3 separate regions of the Homo sapiens genome follow, and regions 1 and 2 are each linked to region 3. A link is a contact called in ENCODE Hi-C or POLR2A ChIA-PET data. All regions are on one chromosome and are shown on one strand. Each heading gives the region's core, a stretch centred on a gene start or an enhancer-like site at or near the end of the contact. The rest is flanking DNA. Distances are from core to core; before and after follow the strand shown.

Region 1 (2,700 bases), core at 194-2,693, 300 kb before region 3:
AAGAAAAGTTATTCTGGATATAATTATGTCACAAAACATGACACAAGTTTTGTTCTTCCTCCTGCTAGAAATAAATGAGTACTGGGACACTTGAACTTGGAACACAAGTAAAAAGTGCCTTATAAAACTTACAAGGGGCAGGGCGTGGTGGCTCACGCCTGTAATCCCAGCACTTTGGGTGGCCGAGACGGGTGGATCACGAGGTCAGGAGTTCAAGATCAGCCTGGCCAAGATGGTGAAACCCCATCTCTACTAAAAATACAAAAATTAGCCAGACAGTGATGGCGGGCGCCTGTAATCCCAGCTACTTGGGAGGCTGAAGCAGAGAATTGCTTGAACACGGGAGCCAGAGGTTACAGTGAGCTGAGATGGCGCCACTGCACTCCAGCCTAGGAGACAGAACAAGACTCCTTCTCAAAAAAAAAAAAAAAAAGAAAACCCCACAAAAAAAAAAACCTTAAAAGAAAACAAAATTCAGCTGGTCTTCCTATATTTTATTCAACAGAATAACCAACATCAACGAACTTTTGACTTTATGAAACTTTAGTTCTGCAATTTTATAATGTTATTTTCTTATAACTTTGAGAGAAAATTACAGAATTGTTAAAGAATTATCATTTTGTACCGATTAATGCCACATATTTAATACTTTTTCAGTACCCCAAACTTTTAGAAATGTTTTTACTTGTTAGGTGCAACATAAACAGCTACACGTAAAAATACTATTAAATTTATATGCTATAAATAACAGTATCAGCAATGATTCCTACAAACACTACCCTGCCAAAAAAAAAAAAAAGAGACCCAAATGCACACTAACGGGAGCTTAAGTCTCCACAAGAGCTTCCCCAGCCTTTCTAGAGGACGGTGAAAACAGGCTGAGAGCCCGAGGCTCAGAAAAACAGCTCAGAGGGGCTGGAGGCCAGTCTGAAAGCTGAGGCTGCACATGGGATGCTACGCACAGCTCAGGAAAGAGGTTGGCAAGCAGGAGCCGGAAGGAGCACCCCAGCCCGCAGGCCAGGAGCGCCCGCAGGCCCCCTCAGCCCCGGAGCACGCTCAAGGCCCTCCCTCGGGTTCCCAGTACCCCGGGTTTCCAGACCTACGGCCACCAGGGGAGGCTCGGCCTCGGGACGGGTGCGAGAGTCACGCGGCGCGCGACAGACCACCAAGTGCTGCGGTACGGCGCCCGCACCTGTATAACTCGGGACGCGTCAGGCGCGGCGAGCCCCGGCTGCTCCCCGGAGGCGCAGGGGCCGAGGAGGCCCGAGGGCAGCGGCGGGGTCCTTCACAGTGACTCTTGGGCCGCAGCAGCTTCTCATTCCCTCTCCCTCCCCTATTCTGGAGGAAGAACGGGCAACAGCAGCGGGCTCGAGTGCTAATGGCAGGAAGGCGTGCGAGACGTTCAAATGGACGCGTCCATCTTGACTTTCCCGTCTTGCCTCGCGCCGGGGCGGGGCATCGCGGGAGGTGCGCGGCGTCCTAGCAGTCCTGGCGCCTGCGCTGTTGAGGGAAGACCGCGGCGGGTTACAACTTGGGGGCTATTTCCACCTTCCGTGCGACTGATGCGAACCCCGAAGCCGGACTCTGTCTGCTACAGTCCTGGCGTCCAAGTTCTCTTTAGCTCATGTCACTAGGGACCTGAACTGCCTTATAGATCTCAGGGTTTTTTCTTCTGGTTTCGCTTCCGCCTCCTGACCCCACGTGGAGGTAGGCACCTCAGGCTGAGGGTGGGGAGCAGGGGTTGCTGATTTTCTCTACGTGCAGTGAATGCTCTATGCCTTTTTCGGTCCATACTCTTCGAAGAGTGGATGAACTGTGTGAAGGTCCTCACAGAAACGTTGCTTGCAATTCCCAGATTCAGAGACACTTCTTAAGGCGATTCAAAGACCCAAGTTAAGAACCCCAGCGGCCACTCGCGCCTGTAATCCCAGCACTTTGGGAGGCGAGGCGACAGGATTGCTGGAGCCCAAGAGTTTGAAACCAGCCTGGGCAATATAGCGAGACCCTGTCTCCACAAAAGAAAAATTTTTTTAATTAGCCTGGAGGCGTGGTGCGCACCTGTAGTCCCAGCTGCTTGGGAGTCTGGAGGATCACTTGAGCAGGGAGTTTGAGGCCACAGTGAGCTATGATCGCGCCACTGCACTCCATCCAGCCTGGGCAACAGAGCAAGACCTTGTCTCAAAAAAAAAAAAAAAAAAAGAATGGGTTATAGGAGAAAGGTTAGAAACAAAGATTCATGAAACAGTTAAATACAAATATACCTAATTGATATTTTAAACTTTTGTTTGTGTGTGTGTGTGTGTGTGTGTGTGTGTGTGTGTGTGTTTTTCTTGAGACAGAGTCTCGCTCTTTCGCCCAGGCTGGAGTGCCGTGGCACAATCTCGGCTCACTGCAACCTCCGCCTCCCGAGTTCAAGCAATTCTCCTGCATCAGCCTTCCAAGAAGGTGGGATTACAGGCGCCCGCCACCACGTCCAGCTAACTTTTGTATTTTTAGTAGAGACAGGGTTTCACCACGATGGCCAGGCTGGTCTCGAACTCCTGACCTCGTGATCCTCCCGCCTCGGCCTCCCAAAGTGCTAGGATTACAGGCGTGAGCCACTGCGCCCGGCCAATATTTTAAACTTTTTTAAAAAAAAAAAGTTTAGCAACCCCATCAAAAAGTGGGCGAAGGACGTGAACAGACACTTCTCAAAAGAAG
Region 2 (2,700 bases), core at 18-2,517, 350 kb after region 3:
AAGACAGGCAACAAAAGAAAAAAACTACACTTCAAAATTAAAACGTTTTGCTTCAAAGGACACCAGCAAGAAAGTAAAAACCCACAGAATGGGAGAAAAATATTTGCAAATCATGGATCTGACAAGGACTAGTATAGGCTATATAAAGAACTACAACTACTCAGTTGGCCGGGCGCGCGCGGTGGCTCATGCCTGTAATCCCAGCATTTAGGGAGGCAAGGCGAGAGGATCACTAGAGGCCGGAAGTTCAAGACCAGCCTGTGCAACAGACTCCCGGCTCGAATTTTTTATAAAAAGTGATATAGGAATGAAAAGTACCAGCTGAACTAGGAAAGGGGAAGTTGACAGTAAGGAGGGACTATCAGGGGCAGGAGGATACTGGGTAGTGGTGGTTTAATTCATTGTTTTAATTGTGGTGATGGCTGCATGGTTGTATACATAGGTCAAAACTTAACGCGTACACTTTAAATGTGTGGTTTATTGTATGCCAGTTATAACGCAATATAGCTGTTAAACACAAACACAATAAAGTTGAAAAACCAGCAGGCATTCCCTGATTAATCAGTATTCTGGGGAGGTAAGGGGCTCACAGGAACGCAAAAGAAATTCAGGCTGTAAATCCAGTTGGACGCCCCGCTGCCCCATCCCCTCCATCCGGGACCGCCCGACTCCTCTCCCACCTCCTTCCCCAGGCCTCCCCCAGGCCTCCAGTCCGGAAGATGCGACGAGGTTAGCGGGGCCCGACCACTCCTTGGCTTCCCAGGGGTGAGCCTCGCGAGTTAGGAGTTGGGTAGAGAGTCAGCCCGGGGCCCGGCATCCGCTTTTTCGTTGAAGCAACGACTTTGGCCGGATGACTCCCCAGGGTCGGCATCAGCGTGGGACTGGGAACAGGTGAAGGGAAACAGAAGAGAGCCTGAGAAGACCGCTCTCCTCCGATCCTAATTGACTGAGCCAATGAGAGCCAAAGAGGTCACATGCTCAACTGGGCGGGGAGCGGGTTTCCACCTGCGGCATCTTTCGCGAGCGGGGAGATGAGTGGGGCGGAATATGGGAGAAAGGGAGGGCCCGCCACGCTCTGGCTGGACACGGCCTTAATCGGCCCGTTCACTCGACGTTTTTGGTTCTACGTTGACCCCGAGAAACCGAAACCGCAGGGCCTAGGGCGGGTGGAACGAGAGGGAACTACATTTCCCAGCAGGCTGCGGAAACGGGACTGCGGCCACTACTTCCGGCGTGTACCGAGAGACTGGCGTCCGGCGTGTACCGAGAGACTGGCGTCCGGTGTGCAGGTGGCCACATGGATCCTGGCAGCCGGTGGCGGAACCTGCCCAGCGGGCCTAGCCTAAAGCACTTGACTGACCCCTCTTATGGAATCCCGCGGGAACAGCAAAAGGCAGCGTTGCAGGAGCTGACGCGGGCGCACGTGGAGTCCTTCAACTACGCTGTGCACGAGGGTCTCGGCCTCGCGGTGCAGGTGAGCGCGGCGTCCGCCGGCGCCCTTGCCGCGGCGAGGCCAATCCCAGGGAGGTGGCTGGGAGGTCACAGTATGACCCCAGATGCATGTGCTCCTTGATCCTGACAGGCTTGGTGGGTAAGCGGGAGAGCACAACATGTTAAACAGGACGCGGTACTGGCCTTCGTGAGACTTGGAGTCGAGGCGTCTTAAGAGATGTATTCGTGATTCTGGAGTGAAAAGTGATTGTGAACCGTAGTTTGGACAGTTTCGGGGTGCTGTGAGAGTGAGGAAGTGGCTTATCTGGGGATGTGCTTCACAATGCACACGGCTTTATATCACTTGAAGACTTACCTCTCCAAAACGTACCTCGAAAGATCCCGAACGTATTTGTAGGTACAGTGTAATGTTCAAGGTTATCCTTCAGTTTCCTTCTCTTAGAGCTTTAAAGAGAGAAACTACTCGTCATTTGTTATGAATTAAGCAGGTGCCGAGGAAGGTATAAATGAGTCATGAAAGCAAGATTGAATCGAAAAGTGTAATTGCATTATTAGCGTAGAGTAATGGTAGCAGAATTCAAGTGAGTATGGTGGGGGAAAGCTTCGTTTAGTAAGCATCCCCAGTGTCTCCAGGCACTAGGCTCAGAGGATGTGGAGGAGGCAGTCCCGTGTACGAGACAGTTCATGCATTTAAGTGCTCCCTGTCGTGTTTGGGGGTTGAAGGGGTGAAGATAATGAAAGCAGTGCATGCCAATGTTCTTGAGAACTGCTCTGCCAAGGGATTGTGTGGGCTACTGCGGGAGCCTATGGGCGGCGCAACTAATCCAGGAGTTTGAGAAAGGGCAGGATTAGATGAGTTCAAGAAGTGAGAAACGTGCATTTCGTCCAGGGGAAGAGTAGAGCAGAGTCACATGCTTCGGGGACCCTACCTGTGGTTTTGTTGGGTAAGATTTGTGTTGTGGGAGATAGGGATACAGATAATGTGGAGAGCTTTGATTGCCAGTCTGATTCTTGAACTCTATTCGGCAAATAATATGGGAGCCATTAAGATTTATTGTTTAGAAAGACTAGAGGGGTGGGGGTTATTTGTATTGTGCCTGGATTGTTACAGTATCATGTCTGTGAGAAAAAATTCCTAATTAAAAGTTAATCGGGCTGGGTGCAGTGGCTCACACCTGTAATCCAGGACTTTGGGAGGCCAAGGCAGAAGGATGACTTGAGCCCAGGATTTCAAGACCAGCTTGGATA
Region 3 (2,700 bases), core at 110-2,609:
CACAGGTGGGCAGGGAGCACCCTTGAGCAGGAACAGAAGCAGCAGCCCTTCCTTTGCCATGCCTGACACCAGCTACATTCACTCGTCCACAGCTCCATAGCTCCTGGGTGAAGGACCCGTGGCTGGGAAAGGTCATCTAGGTGGCCTCTGCAAGAGGGCAGGTGGGCAGCCGGGTCAGAGCAGCTCTTCATGAGACTCCCCAAGGCTGACTGCCTCCATTTTGCCTCTCCGCTCCAGCCAGTGTGAGCGGAACCCCTGCCCCATGGACAGCAGGCCCTGCCGCCATCTGCCCAAGACCATCTCCTTCCATTACCTCTCTCTGCCTTCCAACCTGAAGACGCCCATCACGCTCTTCCGCATGGCCACAGCCTCTGCCCCCGGCCGAGCTGGGCCCAACAGCCTGCGGTTTGGGATCGTGGGTGGGAACAGCCGCGGCCACTTTGTGATGCAGCGTTCAGACCGGCAGACTGGGGATCTGATCCTTGTGCAGAACCTGGAGGGGCCTCAGACGCTGGAGGTGGACGTCGACATGTCGGAATACCTGGACCGCTCCTTCCAGGCCAACCACGTGTCCAAGGTCACCATCTTTGTATCCCCCTATGACTTCTGAGGGTACACAGGGGCACTGGGGTGTGGAGAGCTGACCTCATTTCTCTTCCCCGAAGGCTCAGCTTCGGGCACCGACTGCGTGGAGCCTCCCGCCTGTTCCCGCCCTCTCACCAGTGCACCCAGGCTTCTAGGGCAGCGTTGCACGGCGCCCCATGGAATAGCACGGAAGAGCAGCCACAAAACTCAACTGCTGCCATCACTCTTTTTTTTTTTCTGCTTTGAGGCCCTTCCCTTAGATTATGCACTAACTTTCTTAAAACTTTTTCATCCAGGGGATGGGTGGCTTTCCAAAATGCTGTGCAAATGGCCTTGTGAGTTTGAACTAGCTGGGGAGAGAAAAGGTGGCAATGTGTGTCAGGTGACTATCAGCCCTTCTGCCTTTTTGTAGCCAGGCTTGCTATGAATGAAACGGTTCTAGTCGTGCGGGGGGCCCTAGTCATGCCTCTGCGCATGTGGCATAGGAAGTGGAGTCTCCTCCCATGACCCAGCACGTTGTTCTTATCTGCCTTTTCCTCTGTGACATGCCTGCCTGCCTGCCTTCTCATCAGAGAGTCACAGGAGGGCCTTAAACCCCACGCAGATCCTTCTAGACCAAGGACCCATTGTTAAAAGCATGGATTCTGCCTGAGTTACTTCCCTTTTGAGAAATCATATCTCAAATACATAACCTGGTAATATAACTGAAAAAATAAAAGTGATTGCTCCTTCCTGCCCGCCTGACTTCTACCTGAGCATGAGACAGCCCACTTCCTTCTAGGAGGGGGTGGCTGACTCTCTTCCTGTCTGGGTTGGATACACTGGAATAAATGAGTCAGAGAACACAGAGGTGATGTTTGGGACTGTTCCACATTATAAATTTGTTTTGACCACATGGGAGATTGGTAAGGACAATACCTGGCCGTGGAGAGTTTAGGAAAATGCTTGAGTTGTCATAGATTCCATGGCCTTTTGTTTCTGATGAATTCACTACAGGGTGACGCCCTCCAGGTGATCAAAGAGAGAAAACACTGGCCAGAGCTGAGTGGGGTGTGGTAGGATGGGGTATGGGGTAGGGTGGGGAAGATCATTCAAGCTAAAACTTAAGAGGTAGCGAAGCTGTAAGAAAGTTTCATTATCTAATTACATGTCAAGCTGCTGGTGAGATTTCCTCACACATATTTTATTTAAATCTTTGTATTTGCCCTGGTATGAGATGGAGCCAGAAGTGTGTCACTAGTTCAATGATCAAGCCCTACATCAAGATGGTTTCTAAGATGGTTTATTCTTGTACTGTTGTTTGGACAAAGGTTGAGACACAGTCAAGAGTTGCTTTTGAAATGTTTCTTCTCCCATGGGCTCAGCTGCGATCTCTAACAACAGAAAAAGGACATGCAAACTAAAGTTACAAGACTTCATTAAAACATTATCCACAGCCTTATGTTTCTAAATGTAGCTATGCTGGGCCAGAAGCCTGCACACCACCCAGTCCCATGTGCACAACACCAGGCGGAAGAGTCTAAGGGCCTGGCCAGGTTCCTGAATGGGAGATGTCACAGCTGTGGGCTAGGGACAGCCCACACATCACACACATCATATGTGAGATATGATGACATATGATGTGGGATATATGTGGGATATATTGAGATATGATGTGTTCAGGGGGACAAGCCTCTCACATGCCAGAAGGTGGGGAGTGTTTGGGGAGTCTCCAGAGCAGGTGCCCTCTAAACTGGTATATGATAGGGCTTTGATGCCAAACAGCCCAGTTTAAAGCAACAATTTCCATCACCAAGATCTGCCGTCATCAAACCTGCTTCCCACTGATGAAATCACGCACCCAGCCCCGGTGCCCACAGCACCAAAGTACAAATGGCTGACTGCTTAGGATGTGGATGATGGCTGTGGACAATGATGGCTGGGCACTTCTTGTGGATGATGTGGATGATGGGTCTTTTGTGGATAATGGCTGGGCACTTCTCCCTGTGGAGTGTCTTGTTCTCTATATGCTCTCTCCTCACTCTCCTCTATGGAATCAACTTTTCTTTTGTCCTTTCAGAGCTCCACTCTGTACTAAGAGTAACTACTGGTTAACCAGAATTCATTTGCACCCCT

The links. A loop is a pair of places that touch in the nucleus more often than their neighbours do. ChIA-PET counts read pairs that join two places held with the same protein, here RNA polymerase II (POLR2A). Pooled maps may share reads with other maps.
Region 1: a loop to region 3 is called in a map of naive thymus-derived CD4-positive, alpha-beta T cell, with 8 times the contacts of the local background. The contact joins the promoter of ANAPC1 here to the enhancer-like site in region 3. A Hi-C loop is called at or near these places in 1 of 168 maps with a recorded cell type or tissue (naive thymus-derived CD4-positive, alpha-beta T cell) and 7 of 50 pooled maps. POLR2A ChIA-PET finds 5 or more read pairs at or near these places in 4 of 52 experiments (Panc1, activated CD4-positive, alpha-beta T cell, activated naive CD4-positive, alpha-beta T cell and 1 more).
Region 2: a map of CD8-positive, alpha-beta T cell shows a loop between it and region 3 (5-fold over the local background). The contact joins the promoter of POLR1B here to the enhancer-like site in region 3. A Hi-C loop is called at or near these places in 1 of 168 maps with a recorded cell type or tissue (CD8-positive, alpha-beta T cell) and 8 of 50 pooled maps. POLR2A ChIA-PET finds 5 or more read pairs at or near these places in 3 of 52 experiments (GM12878, activated T-cell and activated naive CD4-positive, alpha-beta T cell).

The regions. Positions count from the first base shown.
Region 1 is chr2:111,882,750-111,885,449 of GRCh38, forward strand. It overlaps ANAPC1 (anaphase promoting complex subunit 1), which reads right to left and starts at 1,444. Exons shown (of 48, transcript NM_022662.4): 1 at 1,193-1,444. RefSeq lists enhancers at 681-1,474, 1,818-1,967.
Region 2 is chr2:112,541,198-112,543,897 of GRCh38, forward strand. It overlaps POLR1B (RNA polymerase I subunit B), which reads left to right and starts at 1,268. Exons shown (of 15, transcript NM_019014.6): 1 at 1,268-1,474. The coding sequence starts at 1,298. It overlaps TTL (tubulin tyrosine ligase), which reads left to right. Exons shown (of 7, transcript NM_153712.5): 7 at 1-542. LOC105373562 (a long non-coding RNA gene) reads right to left here and starts at 1,015. Exons shown (of 2, transcript NR_136321.1): 1 at 1,006-1,015; 2 at 459-881. RefSeq lists an enhancer at 1,151-1,300.
Region 3 is chr2:112,186,897-112,189,596 of GRCh38, forward strand. FBLN7 (fibulin 7) reads left to right here. Exons shown (of 8, transcript NM_153214.3): 8 at 238-1,322. The coding sequence ends at 610. Among named protein-coding and RNA genes, the nearest start is that of FBLN7, 50 kb to the left of the region's middle. Within about 2 kb of position 1,360, at least 6 of the 41 ENCODE cell types and tissues checked have a DNase peak (open chromatin) inside an H3K27ac peak, as active enhancers do; they include CD8-positive, alpha-beta T cell, where a contact is called at or near this core.